Linked DNA regions of Homo sapiens: region 1 is linked to region 2. A link is a loop called in an ENCODE intact Hi-C map of the cell type or tissue named here. Cell type or tissue: CD14-positive monocyte. All regions are shown on one strand. Each heading gives the region's core, and the rest is flanking DNA. Links, peaks and the distances in the headings are about the cores only.

Region 1 (4,396 bases), core at 111-4,110, 140 kb before region 2:
GGAAAAGAAATAGAGACTTGGGGGGGCCCTGGGTTTCTTAAATATAGAAAGGCCCATCATTATTTGTGGAAGTGTTTAGTATGCGCCTGGGTCATTCGCTCATTTCCGCCACCTGGTCCCTGTGGGCGTCTGAGTGGGTGACACACACACAGCCAGCCCTGTCCCCACTCCTTCCTCAGCGGGGCCATGCGGACCGTACCCTTCTCCTTCTCCCCAGGCGGATGCACTTGGTCCAGCCTGGGCTCTCCTGGGGGCTTATTAACCATCCGTTCCTTCTGCTCGGCCCTGCCTGCTTAATTCTTGACTTGCACAGCTCCAATTCCCCTCCACGTCTGGGCTTAGGGCGGTTTTCTCCGCACTCTTTCTTGAAGCTCAGCGTGGATCAAGGGGCCCTGCTGCGCATGCTCACAGAACCTGGACTCCGCCCAGCCCTGGGCGCCACTGTCACTCATTAATCCCTTTCCTGATTCCTCCCCTCTTTGCAAAATTTGGACCCCGGGTGGGCGCCTTCGTAGAATCACACTTCTCAGTTTATGCCACACATTCACTATTTGTCTGTTCAAGGCCCTCCTTGTGCCTTCTTGTATTATTTTTCGCCTGCGTCTGCTGTTAGCATTTCTCACTGCCTCCCACAGGCAGTGACTCCAGTATCTTCAAAATAAATCCTTCCAACCCACTTTCCAATGCTTATGAAACATATATAGTCTTGCTCTGTGAGTGTATATTTTAAATTTATGTCCATGGTATTGTGTCATCAATCTCAGTCTAGTTCCTACTTTTTTCATTTCACACTGTATTTTTAAGCTCTATCCATGATGATGTATGCAAATTCAGGGTATTGTGTATTATTTCATCATCTGCATGTTTCAAATCTGGCTGACTCATTTCCTCCAGTCATAGACATGTAGGTCACCTTGGGCTCCTTGCTGGGACAAACTTGGCCACCACCAACATTCTCACACACGTCCTCTTATGATCCTATTCAGGAGTTTCCCCAGGATACACACCCGGGAGAGGGGTTGCCATGTCACAGATTGTTATGGGTTGGATTGTGTCCCCTGCCAAAGATATGTTGACGTCCAAATTCCCAACACCTCAGAATGTGACTTTGTTGGGAAACAGGGTCATTGCAGATATAATTAGTTAAGAGGAGGTCATACTGGAGTAGAGTGGGCCCTTGATCCAATATGACTGGTGTCTTTCTAAGAAGAGGGAAAACAATGAGCGGACAGAGGCACACAGGGAGAAAGGCCATGTGGTGATGGAAGCAGAGAGTGAAGAGACACAGCTACAAGCCATGGAACACCAAGAATTTATGGCCACCATTGGAAGCTAGGAAGAAGCAAGGAAGGATTCTACCCAGGGACTTAGAGACAGCATGGCCCTTCTGGCCTGTATCTTAGGTCTGCATCTTTAAATTTCTCTGAACATCTGCAACTTAGAACTTTCTCTCAGTGATAAGTACTGGTAATGTGATTCATGTTCATATACAAACTATATTCACCCATTCATCTATCCATTCATCCATCCTTCTGTTCATCCATCCAGCCATTCCTTCCATTTTCATCCATCCATCTATCATGCATCATTTTATCCATCCATCCATCCATTCGTCTGTCCATCTATCCACCCATCCATCTGTTCATCCATCCATCTATCCATCCATCTATTCATCCAATCAGCCATCCCTCTATCATAACCATCTGTCTATCATCCACCCACTTACCCATCCATCATCCATCCATCTATCCCTCTGTCTATCCATCCATCTATTAATCTGTTAATCCATCCATTCATCTGTTCATCTATCCATCCATCCACTAATTCTACAAGTTCTTACTGAGTACCTGCTCGGTGCTGGAGCAGAACAAGATAAACAGGTCTTTGTCTTCATGGAACTCATCACTGGTAGGGAAGACAGACATTAAACTTAGTTAGGAGTTATGAGTAGGAATTAGTTATAGCCCATCACTGTGGCTCACTTTGAGGCCAGCCTCCATCAGTTTGCTAAGAAAGGGGCATACCAATATCCACTCCATAGAAGAGATGAACAATTATACAAGAGAATAATGTATAGAATGCCTAGAATGCCTCAAGACTCCCCCCAGAGGAAAAATAAAACAAAACAAAACAAAAACAAAAGTAATTGCATAAATCCATCCATTTTTGCCATTATTAAAAAAAATCCCACACGTTAGTAACTCAGGCAGCAAAAACAAAGGAAACGGCTCCACTTTGCATTTACCTGGTTCCAGTCTTTCTGGGAGACTAAAAGATGTAGAGGCTTCTCTCATTTATCCTAGAACATGGCTATGAAGTAGTAAAGGTGGATCATGACAGATGAGGCAGCAAAGAAGCCGAGAGGTCACGCCACCTCCCAAGGTCATGCAGCTAGATGGAGAAAGAGGCGAGGGTGGAAAACGGGCTTCATGTCTCTTGGTCCACTGCAAAACACATGATAGCCAGACCAGGGAGGAATCGCTTTTCTCCATAATTGGAAATACCACCGAGAGCTAATTTCTCCCCAGTAGATCCACAGGGCAGAGAAGAGCACTTGACCTAGAGTCTTGTTAGGAGGGTGGTCTGTCATGCAGACTGCGAAACAATCAACCAGCCATCATATTTCCATTTCTCTTGGGCCGTTTCTGTCTGGAGAGAGAGAGAGAGAGCCCCAGTCAAAGCTGGGAGAGCCAGCGTGCAACGCATCCACTCAGGGCTGTTAATAATTGGGTTTTACGGATGCCCAGATTCACAGGCTATAGCTTAGTGCCTCTCCATCGATTTAACTATCATTTCAGGTCCATAGCTCACAGCTAGAAACCAACCTACATAAAACCCCACATTAGGACGCTTCCCTTCTTGTTTAGGACACTGCTTTCCATTAGGAAAACCAAACTACTTAGCGGAGAGCTTGATGGATGAGGCTGACGTTATAATCTCACTGAACAATTACAGGGCTGTCCTATTAGCGGGAGACACCCCAGTACACACATAAGATTTGGTAGACGAGATCTGTTGAACATTGAGGGGAGCCGGGAAGACAGAGTGCAGGTGGGCAAGCTGTGAATGAGCCAACTCTATCCTCAGAAGTCCCTAGAGGATTGTGTGTCAGAGACCTCTTCCTGATTTAATTTCAGAGTCCAAACAATGAAAATTAGTGACTGAAAAAGTATTTATTGAGTGCCTACTACATCTGTCTAGATCCTGGCTTAGCCAGTGGAGAAATTTACAAGGGGTGTAAATGACAATCCCTGCCCTCGTGGAACTTTCAATCTATTTAAGAAGGTAAATAAATGGATACGGATGATAGATTATACATAGAGGATAGAGAATAGATAGATAGGTAGGCATGCAGGTAGGAAGATAGGTAGATTAGAGGATTAGAGAGAGAGAGAGAAATAACCAATTGTCATAGCAGGTGGTGCTCATTTCCAACTAAATGATACCAAAATTAAACATGATAGAGCAGATTTAGCAGATAGGTGGCCCTTTCCCTTCCCTCACCAATGCTGGATATCCCTAATTATTTATGGCATCCATTATGGGTCGAATTGTGTCTTCCCCACTACCCCCACCCCCTGTCCCATCAAAAGATAAGTTAAAATCCTAACCCCTGGTACCTATGAATGTGGTTTTTCCAATGTAATCAAGTGAAGATGAGGTCATGAGGATGGACCTTAATCCAATGGCTGGTGTCCTTATAAGGAGAGGGAGATGTTTTAAATTTTATTATTATTTTTATATTATTGAGACAGAGTTTTGTGGCCCAGGCTGGAGTGCAGTGGAGCAATCTTGGCTCACTGCAACCTCTGCCCCATGGGTTCAAGCGATTCTCCTGCCTCAGTCTCCCAAGTAGCTGGGATTATAGGCACTCGCCACCCCACCCAGCTAATTTTTTGTATTTTTAGTACAGATGGGGTTTCACCATGTTGGCCAGGCTGGTCTCGAACTCCTGACCTCAAGTGATCTGCCTGCCTTGCTCTCCCAGAGTGCTGGGATTACAGGCATGAGCCACCGTGCCCAGCTGGAGAGGGAGATTTGAATACAGACACACACACAGAGGATAAGGCCATGTGAGGACACAGACACAGAGGGAAGACAGCTGTGTAAAGATGGAACCAGAGGTTGGAGTGATGCAGACACAAACCAAGGAACTCGAGATAAAACATATTTTCTAGCCTTGGTCTAAGTTCAGAAGGTGGTCAAGTGAGGCTTCCTGGTAAGATGGGCTGAGCTAGACGTTGAAAGGTAGATTGGATTCTGATGGGGGAGCATGGGTACCCAGTAAGGCAGTATTTTGAGACAGGTCAATTGTTATCCATTTCCGTCTTCCGTCCAGGGACCTCTTAGCTGATCTAGCAGCACCAGTTCATGGACATTGGTGAGGTCACCTAAG
Region 2 (4,396 bases), core at 107-4,106:
AATGACCTGATTACATCCCAAAGGCCTGCTCCTCACACCATCATATTCAGGGTTAAGATTTCAACATAAGGATTTGGGGGTGACATGAACATTCAGTCCAGCAGCCTCCACCCCACTGGCAGAGGTCTTCTCTCTTCTCTCTGTAACATTCCTGCAGAATGCCCTTGTGACCACAGCTTGCTCCCGCTGCCTCTTTCTGTTACGCATGTGAAAATCCATCTCCCTCTGGGCTAGTATAAATAATAATGGCTACTACTACTACGATCTTTACGATGAGCACCAGATTACGTGCTCTGTCCTGTTCACCCATTATTTCTAACCCGATGACAACCTTCCCTAAGAGATGGCTTCATATTAGCCCAGAACACTGGGGCCCAGCAATGGGAAGCCACTTGCTCAAGGTCACACAGCCAGTGGGATGGCAAGCCAGGATTCCAAGCCAGATCCTTCTCTTATTTATTTATTTTTTTCTCAATCGCCCAGGCTGGAGTGCAGTGGTGTGATCTTGGCTCACTGCAACCTCTACCTCCCAGGTTCAAGTGATTCTCCTGCCTCAGCCTCCTGAGTAGCTGGGATTACAGTTGCCTACCACCATGCCCGGCTAATTTTTGTATTTTTAGTGGAGATGGGGTTTCACCATGTTGGCCAGGCTGGTCTCAAACTCCTGACCTCAAGTGATGCGCTGGCCTCAGCCTCCCAAAGTGCTGGGGTTACAGGCATGGGCCACAGCATAGCTCATTTAATTTACCAGTCACCAAGTAGCTCATTTTAATCAGTTTCCTGATTTGGCAGGAGATGAAACAAAATGGGTACTCTCTTAGACACTGTAGTTGCCCTCCCAATAATTTATCCTAAGATATCATTCCAAATGTACACAGGCGAGGTGCAGTGGCTCACACCTGTAACCCCAACACTTTGGAAGGCCAAGGCAGAAGGATCACTTGAGGCCAGAAGTTCAAGACCAGCCTAGGTAAACTTGTGAGACCCCATCTCTACAAAAATTTTAAAAATTAGCCAAGTGTGAGACTACATACCTGTAGTCTCAGCTACATGAGAGGCTGAGGTAGGGAGACTGCTTGAGCCCAGGAGCTTGAGGCTGCAGTGAGCCATGATGGCGCCATTGCATGTCAGCCTGGGCGACAGAGTGAGACACCATTTCAAAAAAAAAGAAGAAAGAAAGAAAAAGAAAAGAATGTACACAAAGACTTAACCACAAGGCTCTTCCTCTTGACCTCTTTCACAGTAAAAAACAGAAAATCCCTAACCATACAACAAAGTAATAAAGGCTGTGATTGATATTCCCATTTCACTGATGGGAAGATGGTGCAAGAGATGTTAAGCAGCCTAGGAGTGGAACTCAGGTGGTCTGGCATCAGAGTCTGAAGCTCGGCACTATATGCTTTTGGCTTCTAGAAAAGCCTGAAAGGCTGAAAGTAACAGTGGTGCTCTCTCGGTAGTTGGACTATGGGTAGTTTGTATTTTATTGTGTTTAGAGACAGGGTCTTGCTCTATTGCCCAGGCTGGAGTGTGGTGGCATAATCATAGCTCACTGCAGCCTTGACCTACCAGGTTCAAGTGATCCTCCAGGCTCAGCCTCTCAAGTAGCTAGGACCATAGGTGTGCACCACCATGCCCAGCTAATTTTTTTGTGTTTTGTAGAGCTGAGGTCTCCCTATATTGCCCAATCTGGTCTCAAACATCTGGGCTCAAGCAATCCTCCCGCTTCGGCCTCCCAAAATCCTGGGATCACAGGTGTGAACCATCACGCCCAGCTGGTAGTTTTTATTTGTTTCCTTTTGGCCTATGCATACTCTGAATTTTCTACTGAGATCATCCATTGTTAGTATACTTTGCCTAAAAAGAAAAAGAAATACTATGTATTTAAATCAGTCAGTCAACCAACAACCAACCAATCCATCAGCTGCGCTATTTTTGCATGTCTTCTGTTGTAAATGAGCCACCTCCAGTCACAGCCAAAGTCACTGTTCCCAGTCATTGCAGCCAGAGGGGCCTTGCCCTGTGGTGTCAGCCAGGGCGTGCATCTCAGTCTGCCTCTGCTGACAGCTCCATGTAGGGCTTGTGAAATCAAGGCAGATTGCATAAGAGCGTCCCCTGGGGCCCTGGAGCTGTTTGTCACCCCTGAGTTATTTTTATTGGTTGTAAACTGAGCTCTCCTTTTTGGAAGCTTCCTGGGACTGTAGAGTATCCCAGCCTCTGCAGAGAGAGGACAATGTTGGCCAGGGCTGAGAGGGCCTTGGCCTGGAACTTTGCAGGGGCCTTTTTGCCCAGGGTCAGAAAAGGAGGGCCTGTCGCAGTGCCTCACGCCTGTAAACCCAACACTCTGGGAGGCTGAGTGGATCACCTGAGGTCGGGAGTTCAAGACCAACCTGGCCAACATGGTGAAACCTTGTCTCTACTGAAAATACAAAAATTAGCTAGGGGTGGTGGCGGGCACCTGTAATCCCAGCTACTCAGGAGGTTGAGGCAGGAGAAACGCTTGAACCTGGAAGGCAGAGGTTGCAGTGAGCTGAGATCGCACCACTGCACTCCAGCCTGGGCGACAGAGCAAGACCCTGTCTCAAAATACAAAAATAAAAATTAAAAAAAAAAAAGAAAGAAAAAAGAAAAGGGAGTCAAAAAGAGTTCAACCCCTGGCCTTGCATCCTGGGTGTTTACCCCACTTGCCTGGTGGAGAACATGATGATGCTGATGATGATGATACAAATAACACAGCCAATCTCACTTTGCACATTCATGTGGACTGTAAGAATGACCGTGCAAACTGAAAGTGTACAAAAAGATCTCAATCACCAACAGGATAAAATAAGATTATTCTGTGACCTTTAACAATCTTCTGTCAAAACACTAAAACTCTCTTACTGTTGGCTATAAATGTTTAAGGAAATGAAAAACTAGGTAAAACTAACATCTCTTTCTTATACTTCAATTTAGAACATTAGAAACATTGAAAATATAACTGTAGGCTGGGAGCAGTGGCTCACGCCTGTAATCCCAACACTTTGGGAGGCCAAGGAGGGAGGATCACTTGAGCTCAGGAGTTTGAGACCAGCCTGGGCAGCATAGTGAAACCCTGTCTCTATAAAAACTAGCCAGGCATGGTGGTGCATGCCTGTAGTCCCAGCTACCAAGGAGGCTGAAGTGGGAGGACCACTTGAGCCCAGGAGGTTGAGGCTGCAGTCAGCTGTGATTGTGCCACTATACTCCAGCATAGGCGACAGGAGTGAGACCCTAAGAAAAAATATGTGTGTGTGTGTGTGTTGTATTTCTTTGTGTAAAAACTATCAAGAATAGCCTGAACCATGCTTGCCAGCTTCTTGTTTAACTAATGATACAGAGGGAGCATCTTGTTCTATGCCTTGGCGAATTGTCATATTTCTTTCTAAGATTGGATCAGTTTCCAAAATTGTATCCTTTGAACTTTCAGTGTTGTGAAATGTCCGCAGGAGTTCCTGCCAGCCTCACTTCCTCTGGATGGACTTCGTCCTTTTCCTCACAGTGACTTCCCTCATCTATTTCTTCTATAACCCTGGGATGGTGAATTTTATGTGTGAACTTGGGCAGGGCCATGGTATGCAGATCATTGGTGAAACATTATTCCAGATGTTTCCTGTGAAAGTATTTTTTAGATAAGATGAACACTTAAATCAGTAGAGTTTGAGTAAAGCAGATGGTCCTCTATAATGTGGTGGGTCTTATCCAATCAGTTGAAGGTCTTAATAGAAAAAGACTGACCTGCCCCGAAGAAGAAGGAATTCTGCCTCCAGATAACCACAATAGCAATTCTTCCTTGGCCCGGGTCCCCAATCTGCCAGCCTACCTTGCAGATTTTGGGCTTGCCAACCTCTGCAATGTGTGAGCCAATCAGTATATCTATCTATGGGTTTTATTTTGTTTTGTTTTGTTTTGGTTTGGTTTGGTTTTGAAATGGAGTCTCACTCTATCATCCAAGCTGGAGTGCAGTGGCATGATCTCAGTTCACTGCAACCTCTGCCTCCCGGGTTCACACAATTCTCCTGCCTGAGGTTCCCAACTAGCTAGGATTACAGGTGCCCGCTACCACGCCCAGCTAATTTTTGTATTTTTAGTAGAGACGAGGTTTCACCATGTTGGCCAGGCTGGTCTGGAACTCCTGACCTCAAGTGATCTGCCCACCTCGGCCTCCCAAAGTGCTGGGATTATAGGCGTGAGCCACCGCGCCCAGCCCGCACTTTCATCTTTGTTGGCTAATTCCTTCTTTTTACTATCCATTTATGTAAAATGTCAAGTGAGTTATCACCCAGAGAGAAGGAGGCAACACAGCTGCACGCTTAGCTGTGTGTGAACTGAATAACGACGTGCGGTGACCAGACACCAACAGGCTTTGAAAGAAGTGACG

Evidence for each region. Peaks named below come from ENCODE experiments on the same cell type or tissue, not always from the same donor. Only the 100,000 strongest peaks of a DNase experiment are listed, where the experiment ranks them.
Region 1: a loop joins it to region 2, with 1.8 times the contacts of the local background. A loop is called at or near these places in 1 of 110 quality-filtered maps.

Annotation. Positions count from the first base shown.
Region 1 is chr12:116,548,624-116,553,019 of GRCh38, reverse strand. No RefSeq gene overlaps it. Among named protein-coding and RNA genes, the nearest start is that of MAP1LC3B2, 8.6 kb to the left of the region's middle. In CD14-positive monocyte, for the core only: a CTCF peak has its summit at 2,122; DNase peaks (open chromatin) are centred at 129 and 919; H3K27ac peaks cover 2,424 bases.
Region 2 is chr12:116,404,437-116,408,832 of GRCh38, reverse strand. No RefSeq gene overlaps it. Among named protein-coding and RNA genes, the nearest start is that of MIR4472-2, 22 kb to the left of the region's middle. In CD14-positive monocyte, for the core only: no CTCF peak of the experiment used is centred there; DNase peaks (open chromatin) are centred at 2,062, 2,712 and 3,482; H3K27ac peaks cover 2,872 bases.